Linked DNA regions of Mus musculus: regions 1 and 2 are each linked to region 3. A link is a loop called in an ENCODE intact Hi-C map of the cell type or tissue named here. Cell type or tissue: left cerebral cortex. All regions are shown on one strand.

Evidence for each region. Hi-C counts contacts between places; a loop is a spot of excess contacts. Peaks named below come from ENCODE experiments on the same cell type or tissue, not always from the same donor. Only the 100,000 strongest peaks of a DNase experiment are listed, where the experiment ranks them.
Region 1: a loop joins it to region 3, with 2.5 times the contacts of the local background. A loop is called at or near these places in 3 of 42 quality-filtered maps.
Region 2: a loop joins it to region 3, with 1.8 times the contacts of the local background. A loop is called at or near these places in 2 of 42 quality-filtered maps.

Annotation. Positions count from the first base shown.
Region 1 is chr3:97,336,387-97,341,386 of GRCm38, forward strand. No RefSeq gene overlaps it. Among named protein-coding and RNA genes, the nearest start is that of Gm40101, 8.5 kb to the left of the region's middle. In left cerebral cortex, a CTCF peak has its summit at 2,618 (motif pointing left); DNase peaks (open chromatin) are centred at 1,127 and 2,614.
Region 2 is chr3:97,307,501-97,312,500 of GRCm38, forward strand. No RefSeq gene overlaps it. Among named protein-coding and RNA genes, the nearest start is that of Gm40101, 20 kb to the right of the region's middle. In left cerebral cortex, a CTCF peak has its summit at 2,839; DNase peaks (open chromatin) are centred at 1,161, 2,545, 2,809 and 4,760; H3K4me3 peaks cover 909 bases.
Region 3 is chr3:97,224,974-97,229,973 of GRCm38, forward strand. It overlaps Bcl9 (B cell CLL/lymphoma 9), which reads right to left and starts at 2,391. Exons shown (of 10, transcript NM_029933.4): 1 at 2,245-2,391. In left cerebral cortex, CTCF peaks have their summits at 2,385 and 2,990; DNase peaks (open chromatin) are centred at 1,353, 1,713, 2,823 and 3,841; H3K4me3 peaks cover 2,067 bases; H3K27ac peaks cover 1,496 bases.

The DNA of each region.
Region 1 (5,000 bases), 110 kb after region 3:
AACACCTATTGACCAGAAACTAACAGCCAGCGGAGCAGCCAACACTCCAGTGCTAACTATTCAGCTAAGAGTTTGTGCAATAAATTATGTCCTCCTTAGGGCTTGTAAGCATATCCCAAGGCCAACTGTTGATCCTGGCACAGCAGTCTCTTAAATATCTACTTACGGTTCTGGCTGCAGGGTTGTCTAGAAAACCCTTGACAAGAACAGCTACCTCAACAAAGAGTGGATCAACACAAGCTTGTTTTAGGAACGCTAACAGACACTAACTGGTTGGTGGAGAGCCAGCCACCCACCTTTTCCCTTTGTCTATGACTTTGTCTTCCTGTAGTGATGCACACTCTGAACCTCTTTTCCAGCAGTACTTTTTAAAGTGATGCATAATGACATGAACACAAGAGTCTTGGAATTAGGAAACCTGGTTCCCCTGCTGCCTCTTGCTTGTTGAGTGCTGTTGGATAGTGTAGCCTTTCTCACCCACCGGTCTGCAAGATGACTGTAGCAAACCCCTGGAAGGCAGCAGGTGTAGGTGACTCCAAGTCACCTCCCATAAGATAGATACATGGCATGGTGGAAGTCCTGTTGCTTGAAGTCTGGCCTGTTTTGTGTTGTACCTAATATTTAATGGTTCTCACCACATACGAATCACACAGAGAACTTAAAACACACACACACACACACACACACACACACACACACACACACACACACACACACACACACGTGGGGTGGGATGGGGTGGGGTGGGGTGGGAAAGGGGACTGGGCTCCTCTCCCTGGTTTTGGGTGGAGTTGCGTTGTGGATCTTTTTTTTAAAGTTCCCAGGTGAATCTAATATGCAGCAGCCAGGGTAGATCTACTTGGCTTTGGCTGGTGGGTGGCTGGAGACTTAGTTCTGCTTGATAAAAGAATGATTCTAGGATTTCCTCTTCCTGCCCCTTAGAGGAGCCTGCTTTGCTGGGATGGCAGGATGTTTCCCGTGTTGAGTTACACTCAGGTGTCTGGCTATTTCTAGAATTGCGTTTGTACAGCATCTGGACATTCCTGTACATAAGATGTGCGCATGCCTGACCTGCTGGTCCGCAGCGCTTTGGAAAACCTGTGTAGGCGTGGAGCAGCTGCTGCGGGTGGGCGGGTGCTTCGGGGCTCGTATCTTTCTTTAGGTGGCAGTCTGCCAGCCTGGGGGAGGCAGTGGGAGCTGGGATTCCCTGGTCTCCTTTTATTCCTGCCAATTAGGTCAGGTCAGCCTCTGGCTGTGTTAAACGCTTTAGGAAATTCCTGGGACCTTTCACCTTGCTTACCTTGTGGAGTCACTTTGGTCAGGGTTTTAAAAATAGAACTCAATGTGAAGCTAATTTCCAGACGTTGCTGTTGGTGAGGCACGCTGCTGTTCCGACTCTGGCTTCAGACGCTTTAGCTTTTGACCTCGCTTACTTTTCAGGAGGAGTTGGTTTTTAGAACTCAAGCCGCTTAGGTGGGGAGAGGCTCTCACCAACCATGTACGCCATGTTTTGGTACATCAGATTCACCGCTGATGAATGCGTCAGCCCCATCCACTCCCAGGCTCCCACCCCAACCCCAGGCCGGGTGTGAGCATGCTCCAGGATGCTCCCGCTGCCCCTGTGCCCATCCTCTGGGTTGCCCCAGTGGTTTAAGCAATCTGGCGTCAGGGTAGCCTTTCTTCCAGTGTACGATACTTCCTGCTTCTCACTTTCATGTGGTGAGCATCTTAGGCAAAGATCGGCAAAGCTAAAGCTGGCCTTGAACTCTGGGGCTGCCACTTTCTGAAAGGTCTTAGACAAATCATTTAACTTCTCTTGAGCCTCAGTTCTAAGATTAGGCTAAGGATGCCTGACCCAGAACTATAGTGAGGGTAACTGAGTGTGAGAAATAAAGTTGGACTTGGGTAACACCTGGCAGGGAGTGGTGGTTATCACGCCACCCTCCCATGGTCCAGAACCCTCTGTCTTCATGGCACTCAGTGGACATGCGGCAAACAGTAATGGATGAGAAGAAATTCTGGGTCCAAACCTGCAAGAAAGCCATTCTTACCATCGACTCCTTGTTGGATTAAAGATAAAGTCCTCCTGTGGTTTTATTTATGTTGGCGTCTTAAAAATGATATGTCCCTCCTGTCATGTATGGAAGGGCATGGCCAGACAGGACTCTCGGGATTCATTCCTGAGAATTATTTCATGAAGTTGAGCTACCCCAAAGAGAAGAAAATGAAGACCTGAGTGTTTGGTGGATGACCACGGAGCCCCTCAGCTATGCTACCTAGCAACAGAACACAATACCCGCACAGCTGAAGCGTTCATTTCCCACAAGGCAGCGAGGTGTAGAGACAGGATTTGACTAACACACAAGATGAGATACAGCAAATGGGATTCTTGGCTACCAAGTCCATCCACTTTCATGACATCACATTGGGGGAACCCCGAGTGAAAACGCTAATGGAATTGTGTCATCGACACTTAGTAGCTGGGTGGCCTGGGGAACACCATACAGTCTCCGAAAACTCCAGCTTCCTCAGCTAATAATGGCAGGATGGGAGACCCTGGCAAGGTCTAATCCTGGTTTCACAGGGCCTCCGACTCGGTTCAGTGCTAGTCTCTGCAGCCCTCTAGTGGTGTATGGTGGGAATGCAGTGACACCTCATTTGATGTGAGGACATAGACTGCTTGGCTCTATCTAGCCTGTCTAGTAAGCCTGTCTCAGAGGGGCCATGGAACAGAGAACTGCTGACCAGCTCTCAAAGGCATCGCAACTTTTATAACCTCCCTTCCTGTCTTCTCTGCATTGTGTCGGAACTCTCGAAAGCCTTGTAGATTAATAGGTGGGAACTCCTAAAATACATGACTGATAAAGGATAGGAACATTAAAATATATTTAAATTTAAATTAAAAAATTAACTTAAAGTCATTTCACACTATGTGTGTCCACTTGACCCCAGTCTCTGGCTGCACTATGTATGTGACATCCCTGGGTCTCTCACCTCTCTGTGCTACACACTTCACCACCAATCAAGTCTCGAGTTCTAGACTCAGGCTGAGATCATAGTCATGTGTTTGTGCTGTTCCTACTCCAGGATGGCAGGCGCTCACTCACCATCTTCTTCGGCCTGTTTATAATCCTTGCCCGTGGACACCAGCCCTTCTGAGAGGTCAACAGAGGGTTTACATAAAGGTGTCTAGAGCTATGGAGCAGAGTAAGGCAAATACACATGGCCTTGGGAGCCTTCTACACACTGGCCGTTTTCAGCTCTCCAACGTGGAGCTGTGACTCCAGACTTAGTATCTATCTGCCGGCTCCATTTGGCAGTGGACAGAGTTCAATCCTAGCATGACCGAACAGAGATATTAATGGCTGATCTCTTCCGGATATTTCCTTCCACCCTGCTTTTCTCACTTTAGCAAATGGTAACACTTGCTGTCCGCGTCCTCTTTGATATCTTCCTTCACACACATCTCCACAGCGAGCTCTGAGGTAACTGTCCTGGATCTACTTACAGACATTCTCAGGGCTGATACTTTCCTCCATCTCTACTGTCTGCTGCAACACACCAACCTTGCTGCAAAAGAACGTTCCAGAGGTTTTGAACTGCCACCCTTCACAAGACCAGAGGAGACTTTGTCAGCCCTCGTTTAAAACTCTCTAGTGGTTTTTCAGCCAGGCTTCATCTTAACTCAGACTAAATGGCTATCATCAAAAGGGTAGTAATAGGCACTAGTAAAGGGAATTCTGAGGACAGTGTGGGTGGCACTGTAAATTAGTACAGTCATAACAGAAAGCAATATGAATGCTCCTTAAGATGTGGAAATAGAACTACAATAGAACCAGCAGTCTGTGGGGCTGAAGAGATAGCGTCAGGGTTAATAGCAGGGCCATGGCCTGTATTGATGTCCAAGGCCATGTCACCACCAAACTCCATGCAGACATCTCTGGTCTGAGCTGCCTCCGGGGGCCATGTTGATGTCCTAGTGATGAGCGGAGCTGGCTCTGCCCCTTTCTGGCCCCTCCCCTCCCCTGGGCAGCATGGGAGAGCTGGCCAGGTAGTAGGGGTGCTAGCAGAGGTGGTGGGGTGGTGAGCTGCCCTAGGGCATAAGTGAGAGAGAGCTGGTGTGGGTGCTGCACAGCTGCCCTTCACCACTTGCAGCAGGTGGGAGAGCTGGCCCACCTTTTGCTGGGGCAGCGAGCTAGAGCTAGGTCTGGTTGTGTGAGTGTGGGAGAGTCCATCCGGTCCCTTGCAAGCTGCCTCAGACAGGAGAACTGTCCCTGCCATTCGACTGGATAAAGCAGGAGAGTTGGCTTTGGTGACGTGGGCACAGGAGAACTGGCAGGTGATCAATTCAGCCACCACCCAGGCCCAGATCCAGGGCCTTGAGTTGACCCGTCCCAACAGCTACCCCGTCTATGAACCGCTGGAGCACACAAAGGGGCTGGTCCTGCAGGATCTCCGTGACACAGGGCAACAACAGGATATCCAAGAGGATTCCTCGTGAGGATCTAGTATCGATAGTGCAGCAGAAAAGCCAGAGGGCTCGTACCAGACCAATGATTCATTGCAAAGAACATCTGAAAGTAAAGCTATTTGGGTAAAAGGGTATACTGGGTAACACACTAGCTTCCTCGGCAAGATTTTTGTTGTTGCTTTGTTTTGTTTGTTTTTAAATTTTGTGTTTTCCTTTAGAGGGGAGGTTGCAAGCATAGAGGGTGGATATGGAGGAATGGGGTGAATGGTGTGAAGTTCACACACACAAAACCAAACAATAAATGTTCAGAAGAGTTAGTTTTGCAGAAGTACAGACTAGAACAATGCTACCCGATGCTTAGAAGGACAAAGAGGGTGTAGGTGTGATGAGGAGCTTGGGTAACTGGCACAAAGTTGTACTAAGACAGGAGGAGTAAATTTCAGGGCTTACAGTACCATAGGGTGGTCCTGGTTAAGAATTGTAAATTTCAAAATAATTTGAAGCGTTTGTGTGTTCTCACCACAAGAAA
Region 2 (5,000 bases), 83 kb after region 3:
CTGAGTGTCAACGGATTCTGAGTCTCGTGCTTACCTTCTTCCACCACACCCTGTTTGGCTGTCTTAGGTTAGGAATGCATGTCTTGTTGTAGAGTTTCTTCTTTTTAAACATTGACCATCTGTTGTTTTTATAGTTAGGAAAACCATATAAAAATTAAAATTAATTATTTCTATTAGCTAGAATGGTCCCTGACACCCAATAAAGACAATGATAGTAAGGAAGAGGAAGAGGGGGAGGAGGGAGAGGAGGAGGGGGAAGAGAAAGAGGAGGAAGAGGAAGAGGAAGAGGAGGAGGAAGATGAGGAAGAAGAGGAGGAGGAAAGGGGGAGGAGGAAGAGGAGGAGGAAGAGGAGGAGGAAGAGGAGGAGGAAGAGGGGGGAGAAGAGGGGAAGGATGAAGAGTATGGCTTACATTTGTGATCCAGAAACTTCTTTGCATTCCAGTTCAGGAAAGGAGGTATCTGGCAGATTGTTAGAGCTTTTATTATTTCCTTTTACCTCCAGGTTCCCCAGAGATGGGCTGGACTCTGTGTGGGTCAGGGGTAGACCATGACACCCCAACTTCCCGTTCCTGAGGGTTAGGAAAAATCTATCCTCAATCCTGCCTTCCACCTGCTCCTTGCAGTTTCAGGTGGTTAGAGAGTGTGATCGAATGGGCCAGACAGATGGGCTCAGAGCCTAAGCTGAGTGCAACTCTAAATCTGGTCCTGGCACTGATTAGATTGTGACCCTGCTCTGGTCCCTCCCTTGTCACAGCTGGGTGCATTTATCCTTCCTTCCCCAGTTCCACTTTGTGCCCCTGGGAAGTCCTGGCTGTTCCACTGGCAGACATCTTCCAGCCTGAGAGACTCTCATGGAAGATTCATTTCTTGGGGCTTAGAGCTCTGCCAAGGAGAGGTGACATATTAAGCCAGTGACACTATGGCAATTTAATTCCGTGGACTTAGAGCTGAGAGTCACCTAAAGTCTATAGCCCCATTATTCCTGCGTCTGAGCCCATCTTTTTCTTTTTCCACCAACAGAGGGACATGCGTCCCTGCCCTGGTCCCAGCAGCTCTTTTTCTCCCTGTACTCTGGATCCCACTTCCCCTCTCCTCAGGGGCCTCTGCCTCTCTCCCACATTAGCATCCTTCTTGGCTTCTCTCCATGGGTATTTAAATGAGCTCAAGTCTTTCTCTTCTTAATTCAGTACAATACCAGGCCTTCTGGGGCCTTGCACCCTCTGCAGAGACTGATTGCCTCACCTCTCTCCTCTGCCAAACTTCTTATAAAGAATTACTTATGAACTCTGATAGACAGATGGGAGAACTTGTAGTATTTAAAGAAGACATATGTTTATTGGAAAGGAAAGGCCGGACAGCCCAGAAGTTGGTTGAGGTTTGGAAGGAAAAAAAGTGAAATGTTCCTGAAGACAGACCTCCTTGCTTCATTAACGGTACCTAAAAAAAATCACCGTGAACCCCTCATGCCATACGGTCTGTCCAGCAGGAGGGATTTGGGTCCCTGTTGTGAGTAAGCTCACTACCGTGGAGGACACAGTCAAGGACCTAGTGTATACCCATCTCCAAGCTGTCCCAGTATCAACAGGGGCCAGGGGATGACTAAGGCTTAGGGTTCTCAGATCCTGAGAATCCCCATCCTTTGGGCACATATCCACAATGTCCATTCTCAGAGGACTTCCCAGCAAGCACTCTTAAAGCATCCTTCATGGACTGTGGGCATAGCTCAGTTGGTAGGGTGCTTGCCTCGTTTTCAGGAAGCCTTGGGTTTGATTCCCAGGACTGATTAAGTGGTGGCCCAGCCCTGTAATCAATCCCAGCACTGGGGAAATGGAGTCAGGAGCAGGAGGAGTTCAAAGTCATCTTCGGTTAAAGTTTGAAGCTAGCCTGAGCTGCATGAGATTCTGTCTATAAACTACAAGCATTGTGCCCTGCCAGTGATTCTGGTGCATGATAGAGTTTGAGACCTACCAGGGTAGGCAGCAAGGATGGCTGTGGCTGCAGCTCAGGCTACTGGGGCATTTGGCACTTGCATTTGGTTGTGATCTGTGATCGGTGAGGTAGAACAAAGGCAAGAGGCTGGGCGACCCGGAGAGTAAACCAGTACAAAGAGGCTGGAAGGCACTTGCTACCTGAAGGGTAAAGGGAGGGGTGCTGCGGGGTAGAGATGGGGCGTGGGAAGCACAGACATCCTGAAAAGCATCGTCAGGACGCTCGGAGTCCCAGCTATCCTCCGGGGAATCTAAAACCGTGTCTCCCCCTTCCCATACACTTTTAGTTCTTTTCCCTCCCCTCCTCTTACAGACTTTCACCCCCCCGCCCCTCCACCCCCACCCCTCCATCTCCAGAGGTGAGGCTCACCCCATCCTTTGATCTCCCCAGCTCGGATCCAGGATGGCATTGCTTTCCCTGCCTCCTCCCTCAGTGTCTCCTCCTCAGAATCCGCCCCCTCACCACCGCGACGACGGAGGAGAAATTATACATCACTCCTTTGAGAAACGGTTCCTAGAGAGGTTACATGATTTGAACAAGTACCTACTCAAAACATCAGGGGAGCTACACCTGCCTTTCACATTCTGACAGTGCTTGCCAGGAATTCATTCAGCAGGAATCAGAGGATGGCTTTTTTTGGAGCAGGCTTTATGTGAAGTTACACGGGGACCCAGTGGAAGGGAAGGCTCTCGGCATGGTGTGCCCGGAAGCAGCCCCCCCGGTGGGACGTCCCTTCCAAAGCCCAGAGGAATCCTTTCAGGTGGTGCAGCTCTGTTTTCCTGTGGGATCTCCTCTGAAGCCTGAGCCTTCACTGGCACCTGTGGGCTGATATTGCTAACACCCTATTCCCTGGAGCGACATCTCCCTCTGTGGGATGGGGGAGGGCATGAATTCACTTGCAGGAAGCTTGCTTTTCTCTCTTAGAGGCTTTCTGTGAGAAGGCCCAGGTTTTCAAACTGACCTCTAAGATTAGTGTTTGCTCACTTTCCTGGGCTGCCTGGACCTGTAAACTGGTCACATCAGAACCGTGCCACAGAGTCCTGAGAGGGCCAAGGGCGAAGTGCATTGTGGGTTCTACCAAAGTAAACTCCATGCTACCACTAGAGAAATATCTGGATTGGTGTCCCGGCCCCACTGTCCTCTTTGCACATCACCAGACCTTATTAAATGCTGTTAAGGAGTTCTCTCAAAATACAATCTTTATTAATGGCAGTGCGGTGTTTTGGGGTATAGAGGATATTCACTTCGATCCGCCACCCCTGTTCACTTCCTTGGGTTTCTTTCAGCCTCTGCCTTCTGCACACTGCCTAGCTTGCTCTCTACAGCTGTGAGAAACGCAACAAGGGCAAGCAACCCCGGCAGGAACTTTATCTCATAAAATAAGAATCCAGGTTTATTCTTACAATTTGTGGTCCATCATGATGGAAGGCAGGGCAGGAACTCAAGGCAGGAACTCAGAGGCAGGAACTGAGGCAGAAGCCAAAGAGGACCTCTGCTTGTTTGCTTGCGTATGACGCATGTACTCAGCCTGCTTTCTTATGTCACTCAGGAGTGCCAGCCCAGGGATGACACCAGCTCCGGTGGGGTGAACCCTCTCACTTCAGTCCTTAATCAAGAAAATGCAGGCGGGGTTTGGTGGGACACACCTTTATTCCCTGCACTCAGAGGCTGAGGCTGGAGGATCTCAGTGAATCCAACGCAGCCTGGTCTCCCTGGTGAGTTCCAGGCCAGCCAGGGATACATAGTGAGACCCTCCTCAAACAGGCTGCTCTCAGCCCAATAGGCTTCTAGCCTCTCAGAGCAGGATCACATTCTGGCCACCATTCTCACACTGAATACCAGGGTTGGCCTTGGCCCCCAACTTCTCTCAGGAGCTCATGTAAGTAAAGGAGGAGCTTGTGTTCAGGTGTAGAGTTGCAGGATTGTAATCCTAGCATTTGGGAGGCGGAGATGGATAGATTGAAAGGGGAATTCAGAATCAATCTGGACTACACAGCAAGTTCAAGGCTGGTCTTCCGCAAATAAAACCTCATTCCAGAAAAGCAAACAGTGGGACTGCAGCATAGTGGTGTAAGGCCCTGTGTTTGTTTTTTGGTAGAACACACGTGCACACGCACACGTGCACACACACTGGCACACGAACATGCACTCATGCACACAGTCACGCATGCATGTGTGCACACACGCACATAGATACATACGGGCACACACAGAGACATGCATGCATGCGCGTGCGCGCGCGCGCGCGCGCGCACGCACGCACACACACACACACACACACACACACACACACACACACAGAGTCTGTAAATGAATGTGTATATATAAGTGTGAACAAATGAAGGGATACCCTCTTTGCCTTAACTGATCGTTGCAGTTAGCTGTTTGCGGGTATAATCATAAACAATCCTGCCTCAGTATCTAATGGATTCTCTCAGCAAGAGATTGTAAACCCAAGAGCCAGAGCCGCCTCCAGCCTTCCTTTTTTCTCACCCCGCTCATGCCAGCGCTGAGAAACGGAGCAGACCAGTAAATACTTCTTGAAGAATTGCACCCGCCCCTCTGACCAGGCGTGGAAGTAACTGTACCGAAGAAATTGGTCTGGTGCATTAACAACCGGTTCTAGCTGGCCCGCGTGCTGCTTCACAGCGCTGCTTTTCTCCTGTTTGCTCTTACTCAAGTCTCAAGTCTGTTTCTATAGCCTGCGGCTAAGCTGAACTCGGCAGTCAGCTCGGCTCCCACTCGCCTCATTCAGTTCGTGCCAACAGCAGTTTTCCTGGGGAATCTTTCCTTCCCTCCGCCCCCACCGCCTGCGCCTGCGCTGAGCCGGATCTGGAAGGCAAACCCCTGGCTTTGTCATCATCCTGCAAGGCTGGAAAGGTCGCAGTGACTCCAGACATAACGGGGATGGCCTGCATTTTAGTGTGAGCTGGCATACAGCTGCTTAAGAGGTGGCTGCTAAAATGTATTCCCTACATCTAAAACTAATACTACTCAGTAGGTTACCGGA
Region 3 (5,000 bases):
GGTGCCTGCAGTCTAGGCCAGCATCTACCTTCTCATACTCTGGGCTGACTTATGCTCAGTATTTACAATTACCATCAAACTCACTGTCCTCTCAGTAAACACTAATCTTTCAAAATGAATAGAAAACCCTAAATTCGGACAACAAAACAAGTGTACAGAACTCCCCTTTTTGTTCTTTAACCATATTACTGTGATTGTAAGAAAGTTGAATTTGGTCTGCTAGTGAGATAGCAGTAGGATTTTTAAAAAGTTATACTACATAATCACTCATCCTCAGAGGCCGTTCAAAGAACTTTCTGGACAGGCATTAACTGGCTAGACTGGAAGGCAGCTACGAGTGGCTGGAGCAGGCAGTCGCCACTCCATAAGCAGCCACACCAGGAAACACCAGAGATTTGTTCAAAGTAAGTCATCCAGAGAGCTACATCTTGATTCCAAGTTCAAGGCTTTTCACCACTGTGCCAGGTCACCATGATCCAATATTCAGCTGGTTACAATGCTTGCGAAATCACTGGGTCTTTCCCCCCCTAGCATTTTCTTTCCTTTTGAGTTTACAGCAGCAGGTATTTCTGAAGGCCACGGGGAAATAACCCATAGAAGAAATTCCATATATATAAGGGTTTTTTTGTTTTGGTTTGGTTTTTGTTTTGGCTTGTGCTGGCTAACTGGAATCAAGAACAAAACATTCCTTTTGCTCAAGAGCCAGTTCCATGATACTTGTTCTATAAATAGAAAACTATACAGAAACTGTGCTTCCATCTTTAGGCCAATGACTTTCCCATCCAACTATCATCTATGTTGAAATTATTATATCCAGCAACTGATTACAAAGACTTTCAAGGCTCAATATCCAACTTCTAGGTCATAAAGCTATCAAATGTCATATACACACTCATACATTCCTCAAAGCATGTTTGCAACACCGGAACTAAGAGACCCTCTTCTTAGTCCATCCCTGTCAATAGTATAGGCCTTTTCAAGAGAAGAGAGAAGACTTTGTTACTGGTCCCCAGGACCATCAGATTTGCACACAAACACTTCTTCATGATAAACTCCCTGGTGACTAGTGTCCAGTCAAAAACTTTCAAACCAACCAGACTTAAAAGCCTCCAAGTCACAGGTTCTAAACAAGTCTTACCTCCCAACATCTTGACTATTTCACTACCTACTCCTCACCTCCTGTAACTAATTCATCACTGTGTTCCCTACACAAGAGCCCAGGTCTCTGTCGCCAAAATAACCATTTAATTCCACAGTTTATCAAACGCTAACAAATGCACCATCAAATTGACTTTTTACATGGCCGCTGACGTCACTGTCAGGGGGTGACTTGTTCTTGCTTTAACTAAAGTGTAACTCTGTATCCACTGCATCCTGCCTTGGATTATGTCCACAGAGGCATATTTGCATCCATTTCACTACCCTACCTAATGACTTTGACTCCAATCTTGGCCTCAGAATAACTCTTTTAACATTTAAAAAAACGCCCTTCCTTACCTCCAGCAGACTAAGGCTCTTGGGGGACAGATTTCAAGCTTTCTTTCTCATCCTTGGCAGCTTTAACATAACGTTCCCAGCAGTACTACTACAGGCCGTGGTCCTTCCCTCTGGACTAACCACCAACTCTGCGACTTGTTTTCCTTAGGATAACTCCATTTCACCAAGCTCACCCAACACTTACCAGTGACATCTTAATAGTCTTTGCAACTTTCAAAGGCCAGCCAGCCTCTAGGGTTCCAATTTGAAAACCACTGGTGTGTTCTACGACCCTCACAATGACTCAGTGACCTAACTCATTCGTCGCCAACTCACCTGCTGGAACCCTTTACAACTCAAGACATTCCTCTAGGCTTTCACCTCCCCCAACCCTTCAACAAGTCACTGGCCTGCGGAGTCCCCTTTCTCCCCTCTACGCATCTCCCGGGTCTTACAAACTCAACCCGAAATTCCTAATTTCGCGCGCTCTTTCCTCTCCATCGCCCCTCCATCCCAAGACCCCGAGACGGTCATCTCCCCTCAGGTAACCTCTCCAAGCACAGCTTTGGGACACAACCTCTAAAACCCCGAGAGATGCCCCGGTCTCTCCCATAGCTCCCGAGGCTCCCCCGCCTCCCCCAACAGGTTCCTCCAGACTCAACTCGCCAAGCCAGCGCCCCGACCCCCGGAGGCCCCCCGGCCACACGCGCACGCGGACCCGGCCCCCGCCGCGCCGGCCCGCCCCTCCCCCTCCCCGGGGCCACTTACCCCGGGCCGGAGAGGGGGAGGGGCGAGCGCGGGCGGGAGCTGCGGTCCCCGGCTGCTCTCAGCCCCGGGGGGCCGGGGCCCGGACCAGCGGCAGCAGCAGCGCAGCGTCTCCCCCCGGCGGCGGCAGCGGCGGCGGCGGCGCCGTCCCACTCCCGCAGGCACACATAGGCTCCATTGTCCGCCGGTGCCTCCCCCTTTCCGGCTCCCCCTCCCAGGCCCGCCCCTTCCCCCTCCCCTCGACCCTCCCCCAGCCGCACCGTGCCACGAAAGGTACCGCGGGCCCCGCCTCGGACGCGAGCGGAGGCGCGCCCCTCCCCCGGCCCGCCCGGCGGGGAATGGGGCCCTGGCCCCGCCGCCGCCAGGGCCCGCCCCCTCCGGGGGAATGGCACCCGTCCCCCTCCCCGAAGGCGATCGATGGTACCAGCCCGCCGCGGCCTCCGCCCCCTCCCGCGCCTGGCTCAAGAGAAGCCGCCCGCGCCCCGCCCACCCACGGCCCCGCCCCGACGGCACCGCCTTCTGCTTTGCATGACCCCTCCCATCCAACCCCGCCCCGGCTAGTCACCGGGTCCCCCCGCGGTGACGCCCACTCCCCGGTTTAAAGCCACAGAACCCTCTTTTTCAACTAAAAGATCCTCCTGCAGGACCCACGGGGCGGGTGGTGCGGCGGGGAGGTTCTCTTCCTTCCTCACCCTCCTCCCGGCGCTCATTCACCCAGACTCCCCATGGCCTCCAGCAGTACTGGAGCCACCGAAGGGGATTAGAAAAGGCGCGGGAGGGGGAAGGGCAGAGTGGAATTTAGCCATCTTTGACAGAAACTAACTGGGAGCTGCAGAAGGAACCGATCTTCCTTCACTCGCCCGCCGTTCAGGGTCGGGCCTAGTCTTCAGTCTTCATGCCACCTCCTCGCACCTCTCCACTGCGATTCCGCCTTGCTTCCCCCAGCCCACCCATCCGCCCCTAGGTGTCCACTCTACCTTTGCCCGTGAGGGCTTTCTTCCCTCTGGAAAGCTGGTCCCCTCGGCTTGCACTCTTCTCCCTCTTCCCAGAACAGACTCTCTGGGGTCCTGCTGGCGCTGTGGCTAGAGCAAGGTCTCCTTCACCTCGGGCCCTGCCCCGCCCCGCCCTGCCTGGCCAGCACTACCTATGGTTTCCAGAGAGCACCTTCTGCCCCGGCCTCCAGGTCTTCTCCCAACCACAGTATCACTCACTTAATTTTATTTTTTGGAAGAGCTTTGATGTTGAGAATTCGAGGGCGACGCGTTCAGCACTACCCCTGTGAAGTTAGATGTTAGCTCATTAGGTAGCACTTTTTCACATCTTGGTTAATGCGCCTTGCTCAGATTCCTGTTATCCTTATTTTGTGGGGCCGTGTTACTGCCTTGACCAGCCATCGTTACTGTCTGCCCTCCCCACAAAACCCTACTAATCTTCGAGTTTGTACTTTGCGGAGTTGATCTTAAGGATTCTCCTGCAACTCTGTGCACTGGTCCAAAGCGTTTCTAACAGTTAAGTGGATTCTGTGTACCTGAGAATGTACAGTCTCCCCGAAGATGGAAGCAAGCAACATAGCCAAAAGACCTACATGGGTTTAACCAGGACAGCCACTACTGCCTCCGCTTTTCTCTATATAAAATAGGGAACCTTCCTGTGGTACCCTTTTAAGGAGCAGTGCTGTCGTAAAGGATGGTATATAATAGAACGCTAAATAATAAAGTTCACTCACTACTTTCCAATCTTCGCAAAACTCACAACTGGCCATATGGGTTTCCATACAGTTTCTCCCTGGCTTAGAATCTGAACAACTGTGGCAAGATATTTTCTCTTTGAGACTGAGTTTATAAGTTTAAAAGAGAGTCAGGTAGGTCTAAATGATATAAACCTGAGAGCAAATTGAGTCCACGTAAGAAATAAAGTTGAAGGGTTTGGGGGTAGGGAGCTGTCAACTTTTGGCTTTAGAAATTAGATTCCACATAGCTACGAACCTCTCTAAAAGAGAAAAGATCACGTGTGACTATGAGAAAAGACAATCAAACTAGAAGTATGTAAGAGTATTTGGGATTGCTAATGTAAGGGAAGGGTCTTGACTCATATAGATTGGATTCCTCTAAAAGAAAACCACTGCCAAAATACTTCTGTCCTCATTAGGATTTCTGTTGCTGTGATGAAACATCATGACCAAAAGTAAGTTGGGGAGGAAAGGGCTTATTTGGTTTACACTTCCACATTGTAGACCATCACTGAAGGAGGTCAGGACAGGAACTCAAACAGGGCAGGAACCTGAAGGCAGGAGCCGATACAGTAACTTCCAGGTATGCTGCTTACTGCCTTGCCTCCCATGGCTTGCTCAGCCTGCTTTCTTATAGACCCCAGGACCACCAGACCAGGGATGGCACCAGCCATAATGGGCTGGGCTCTCTCCAGTCAACCATTAATTAAGAAATGCCTTACAGCTGAATCTTATGGAGGCATTTTCTCAATTGAGTTCTTCCTTTAAGATAACTCTAGCTGTGTCAAGTTGACATAATACCAGCCAGCATGACTCGGGTATTCCAGATCAGGTCACTGCTGGACAACAAGCTAAAGGGCAGACTGTGACAATAATGTACCTAAAGGGTAGACTGTGACAATAATGTACTTAAAGCAAAACAAACAAACAAATAAAAAAAGCCAAAAAACCCAAAAAACAAAAAACAAAACAAAACAAAAACCTGTCTTTGCTAGGCATTAAACTCTCTTGTAACCATGTGTTAAAGTTC